Linked DNA regions of Homo sapiens: region 1 is linked to region 2. A link is a contact called in ENCODE Hi-C or POLR2A ChIA-PET data. All regions are on one chromosome and are shown on one strand. Each heading gives the region's core, a stretch centred on a gene start or an enhancer-like site at or near the end of the contact. The rest is flanking DNA. Distances are from core to core; before and after follow the strand shown.

Region 1 (2,700 bases), core at 102-2,601, 99 kb before region 2:
ATATATATATATATATATATATTTTTTTTTTTTTTTTTTTTTTAATTTATTTATTATTATTTTTTTTTGTAGAGTTTTGCCGTGTTGCCCAGGCAGGTCTCAACCTCCTGGGCTCAAGTGATATAGCTGCCTTGGCCTCCCAAAGTGTTGAAATTATAGGCGTGAGCTACTGCGCCCAACGAATATGTAATCTTTTTAAAAAAAGGGAAAAGGTTGGGCGCGGTGGCTCACACCTGTAATCCCAGCACTTTGGGAGACCGAGATGGGTGGATCACGAGGTCAGGAGTTCAAGACCAGCCTGGCCAACATGGTGAAACCCCGTCTCTACTAAAAATACAAAAATTAGGCTGGGCGTGGTGGCTCATGCCTGTAATCCCAGCACTTTGGGAGGCTGAGGTGGGCAGATCACAAGGTCAGGAGATCGAGACCATCCTGGCTAACACGTTGAAACCCCGTCTCTACTAAAAAAAATACAAAAAATTAGCCGGGCGTGGTGGCGGGCGCCTGTAGTCCCAGCTACTTGGGAGGCTGAGGCAGGAGAATGGTGTGAACCTGGGAGGCAGAGCTTGCAGTGAGCCGAGATCGTGCCACTGCACTCCAGACTGGGAGAGAGAGTGAGACTCCATCTCAAAAACAAAAAAAAACAAAACCCAGAAATTAGCTGGGCGTGGTGGCGGGTGCCTGTAATCCCAGCTACTTGGGAGGCTGAGGCAGGAGAATCGCTTGAACCCGGAAGGTGGTTTTATTGTTTTGAGGCATGGCCCTGGGGGCTTGTGGCAAGGGCTGAGGTGTTTGGGGAGCAGCAGTGCAGGAAAGGCCTTACTCAGCTGGGCTTGCAGGTATGCTCACTCCTGTCTGAGCGCTGCTTCCTTGTTTCTAGCCTCCGTTTAGAATAAAAAAAAAATGTATAGTACAGTATTCCAATTCATCAAAAGGAATAAAGACAGATCAGCCTGTCTGGTCTACCACCATTCAGCCTAAGCATAAGGCAGAACCCTGTGAAGTGGCCTGTGTCCTCCTTCTCTCCCTGTCCCCTTCCTGGAGCCCCATGGGCCTGTGCTCAGCACGCGTCCTGGCGCCGCGGTGTACCTGGTAGTGGGCAGTATCGGACGTGTTCTCCATGTTGGTGAGCGATGTACATGCTGTAGCTTTATTATTCTCATCTATAAATAGGGCCATTCATGCCCTCATAAAGTTGTTAAATAAGAGTGATGTGTATGTAAATACCTGGCCCCATGCTGGCAGGGAGTGGAGCTTTAGTACTATTTTACTTCTTACCTAATAGGTGTGAGTGTGGAAATGGGCAAATAGTCAAGTTGGCAGGGAAGCAGAGCCTCCTGCCTGCCCCAGTGCCACCTGAACTCCTGTAGTGTTCTTATGCCACTGGAACTGGCTGGCAGGGGCCAGCTCTGACCTCAGAGAATTGTGGGCTCACTCTAGGGCAGGAGGAGATCGCAGAGGGCGGAACGGTGGCTCATACAGCCATGCCCCCAGGTGGCCCAGGACCCACCTGGGAGCTACCTCCAATGGCTTTGAGCGGTCAGTGTGTGGACAAGCGGAGGGACCGTGTCTCAAGAATATGTGGAACTCAGCGGGGCATGGTGGCTGACGCCCGTAATCCCAGCACTTTGGGAGGCAGGCAGATCACCTGAGGTCAGGAGTTTGAGATGAGCCTGGCCAACATGGTGAAACCCCATCTCTACTAAAAATACAAAAATTAGCCCAGTGTGGTGGCAGGTACCTGTAGTCCCAGCTACTTGGGAGGCTGAGGCATGAGAATTGCTTGAACCCGGGAGGCAGAGGTTGTGGTGAGCCAAGATCATTCCACTGCACTCCAGCCTGGGGGATAGAGTCAGACTCTGTCTCCAAAAAAAAGACATGGAACTTAAACACAAGGCTAAACTTCTGGGCTGGAAGGAATCGAGGGATGGCCGACTCAAGATACCTGCAGCCCTGCATGAAGCTGTCTGCCAGGAGGCTCTACCTAAAAGCAGTTTTGTTTTGTTTTGTTTTGTTTTTTGAGACGGAGTTTTACTCTTGTTGCCCAGACTGGAGTGCAATGGCACGATCTCAATTCATTGCAACCTCCACCTCCCAGGTTCAAGCGATTCTCATGCCTCAGCCTCCTGAGTAGCTGGGATTACACGTGCGTGCCACCACACCTGAGTAATTTTGTATTTTTAGTAGAGACAGGGTTTCACCATGTTGGCCAGGCTGGTCTTGAACTCTTGACCTCAGGTGATCCGCCCACCTCAGCCTCCCAAAGTGTTGGGATTACAGGCATGAGTCACCGTGCCAGGCCTAAAAGCACTTTTTCTTTTTCTTTTTCTATTTTTTTTTTTTTTTTTTTTTGAGATGGAGTCTTGCTCTGTCACCCAGGCTGAATGCAGTGGCAATCTCAGCTCACTGCAACCTCTGCTTCCTAGGTTCAAGCGATTCTCCCACCTCAGCCTCCCGAGTAGCTGGGATTACAGGCGTGCACCACCACACCTGGCTAATTTTTGTATGTTTAGTAAAGATGGGGTTTCACCATGTTGGCCAGGCTGGTGTTGAACTTCTCACCTCAGGTGATCTGCCCACCTTGACCTCCCAAAGTGCTGGGATTACAGACACTAAGTCACCACGTCTGGCCTAAAGCACTTTTTCTGAATTCCACCCCAGTCTGCCCTTCCTGAGTGCCTGGGCAGGGCCCTTGGGGAG
Region 2 (2,700 bases), core at 123-2,622:
ACCTGGTAGGTCAAGTTAAAGAAAGTTTAGGAATTCATCATTGATTTTAGCAAATGTAGTGACTTTAACAAAAACAGGAGAAATTCATCATTTGAAACACAGTAGAGGCTGCAGCAGTCAGGGACATTTCTGAAGTGAGGATCTTTGATGCCTAGGTGCTACCCAAGCCATATATGAAGCTACCTTAATATGTGAGTTGTGCCATTCACAGCAAAGTAGTTAGAAATCAATCTCATGAAGGCTGCTAGGACTGAATACCCACACCTCCATTTCGACCTGCAGGCGTTGCCCCATGACTCCCACTAAAACCCGTTAAGAAACTGTGTCCTTAAGGACTGAAGAAAAATTATTCTCCAGAGAAAAATAAAATGGAAATTGTACTTAAAAAAAAAAAAAAAAGGTTAAGGCTGGGTGCAGTGGCCCATGCCTGTAATCCCAGCACTTTGGGAGGCTGAGGTGGGTGGATCATCTGAGGTTAGGAGTTCGAGACCAACATGGTGAAACCCCGTCTCTACTAAAAATACAAAAAATAGCCGGCCATGGTGGCGCATGCCTGTGGTCCCAGCTACTTGGCAGGCTGAGGCAGGAGAATTGCTTGAACCCGGGAAGCGAAAGTTGCAGTGAGCCAAGATCGCGTCACTGCACTCCAGCCTGGGCAACAAGAGTGAAACTCGGTCTCAAAAACAAACAAACAAACAAAAAACAAAGCTAAAACATTATCTAAGCACATAAAGGCATTATTCTGTAGTTTGTGGTATGATATTATTCCCGCCTAACACTCCTAAAATTGAGAAATAAATAACTCAGTATGGAAAAAGCCTAAAAACAAAGATCAGGATGCCCAATGTTCCCCCAAGTAACAAAGAACCTACTTGATTTTAACAGATTGATATTTGATATTGATATATAGATATTAGAAAATAACTATCCCTTCACAAATTTCTAAGTCAATGGAAACACAGTATCAGAATTCTAATTCTGGTAGCTGCTTAGAAAACAAATATTCTCACTCTATCATTTTGTAATTTGCAAAACTGAGGCCTACAGGCGTAACTATCCTCAGATCAAACAATTAGCTAGGGCCTGGGTTAGAACCGAAGCTCAGGTCTCCTTAATTCTAGTCCAGTATTCTTTCCTCTACACCCGCCTACCACTGAAGAGCGAAGACATGAAAAACAGCATAATGCGAATGTTTTAAAGCAATGTAGCAGGTTAGCTAGCAGTCACTGGCTAACCCAACACCCACTGCCAAGCCCTTTTTCTCGTAAGTATCCACTACAGAGGCCAGAAAGATTTCTTTCCAAACCTCCTCTGTAGCTAAAGGTGGCCGGTGACAAAGCTCTGGCCAATGAGGCAGAAGCAGAATGCAGTGGGGAACTTCCAGGGAAGTTTTCTTTCCTGATAAAGAGATCAAACTGACGCCACCCTTACCCCCACCTTCCTGTGTAAAGCTAGAATAGTCATCTTGCAACTACGAAGTGTTACCTATGAGGACAAAGGGCCAATGTGCTAAGGATGTTGAACTAGAAAGGTACTAGAAGCCTGAGTCTAAAACGACATCACTGAACAGCTGAAGCAATACCAGTAACTGCCAATCTCCAGGTGGCTTGTTAAAAAAAAAGAAGTAAATCCCCTCATGCCTGTAATCCTAACACTTTGGGAGGCAGAGCAGGGAGGATCGCTTGAGTGCAGGAGTTCAAGACCAGCCTGGAAAACATAGTGAGACCCTGTCTCTAAAGGTAAAAAAAAAGTTAATTTTAAAAAAAAAAACAAAAAACAGAAAAAACAAATCTCAATTTGTTTCAGCCATTGTTAGGCTTTCTCTTAGAGTCAATGTACTTCTAACATACAATCAGCATTTCCCAAGGACTTGGAAGGCATTATTTGAAAAGAGGTTCCCAGTCAAATATGGGTCAAATATAGATAAATAAAATTGAGTAAAAAATAGATTTTAGGGCCGGGCATGGTGGCATATGCCTGTAATCCCAGCATTTTGGGAGGCCAAGGCAGGTGGATCACTTGAGGTCAGGAGTTTGAGACCACTCTGGCCAACAGGGTGAAACCCCGTCTCTACTAAAAACACAAAAAATTAGCAGAGCATGGTGGCGTGCACCTTTAATCCCAGCTACTCAGGAGGCGGAGGCAGGAGAATTGCTTGAGCCCAGAAGGTGGCGGTTGCAGTGAGCCAAGATCGTGCCACCGCACTCCAGCCTGGGCAACAAGAGCAAAACTTCGTCTCAAAAAATAAATAAATAAATAAAACGGATTTTAGGAAAATAGTGGAGGTAGCAACACAGTTTTCAATCTTTGGATCCCCGAGTAGCATCTGAGGAACCTAACAACAGGAGAACCCTAAAATAGCCAATGAGCTGTTGTTGGAAGGTACAGAGGCCCAATTTAAGACCAGCAGCTGAAACTATGAGTTTTATCCTCTCCAGCACGAGGGCTCACATAAGAACTGAAACAGCTAGAGCAGTCCAGCCCCTAGGGAATCTCAAAACTCATCTGCCAGGGTACCCTTCTAGGACAGGGCTTCATATGGAGGAGAAACAGCCACGGGTAGAAAAAAATTTGAGCAGGAGAGGGTCAAAAGAGACAAGGAAAAAGAAAATCCAGACCAAGTGTGGTAAGGGAACAAAACCAGGATACCCCATTAAAAAAGCCACTATATTTTTGAACCCTAAACAAAAACAACAGAAG

Evidence for each region. Hi-C counts contacts between places; a loop is a spot of excess contacts on that map. ChIA-PET counts read pairs that join two places held with the same protein, here RNA polymerase II (POLR2A). Pooled maps may share reads with other maps.
Region 1: a map with no recorded cell type shows a loop between it and region 2 (2.6-fold over the local background). The contact joins two enhancer-like sites. A Hi-C loop is called at or near these places in 3 of 37 single-sample maps with no recorded cell type and 7 of 50 pooled maps. POLR2A ChIA-PET finds 5 or more read pairs at or near these places in 13 of 52 experiments (AG04449, AG04450, CD8-positive, alpha-beta memory T cell and 10 more).

Annotation. Positions count from the first base shown.
Region 1 is chr22:31,634,487-31,637,186 of GRCh38, reverse strand. The region is part of intron 3 of PISD (phosphatidylserine decarboxylase); the gene reads left to right. Among named protein-coding and RNA genes, the nearest start is that of MIR7109, 14 kb to the right of the region's middle. Within about 2 kb of position 1,351, at least 8 of the 41 ENCODE cell types and tissues checked have a DNase peak (open chromatin) inside an H3K27ac peak, as active enhancers do.
Region 2 is chr22:31,535,968-31,538,667 of GRCh38, reverse strand. All of the region lies in intron 4 of SFI1 (SFI1 centrin binding protein), which reads right to left. It also overlaps the pseudogene RPS26P59. Among named protein-coding and RNA genes, the nearest start is that of SFI1, 41 kb to the right of the region's middle. Within about 2 kb of position 1,372, at least 2 of the 41 ENCODE cell types and tissues checked have a DNase peak (open chromatin) inside an H3K27ac peak, as active enhancers do.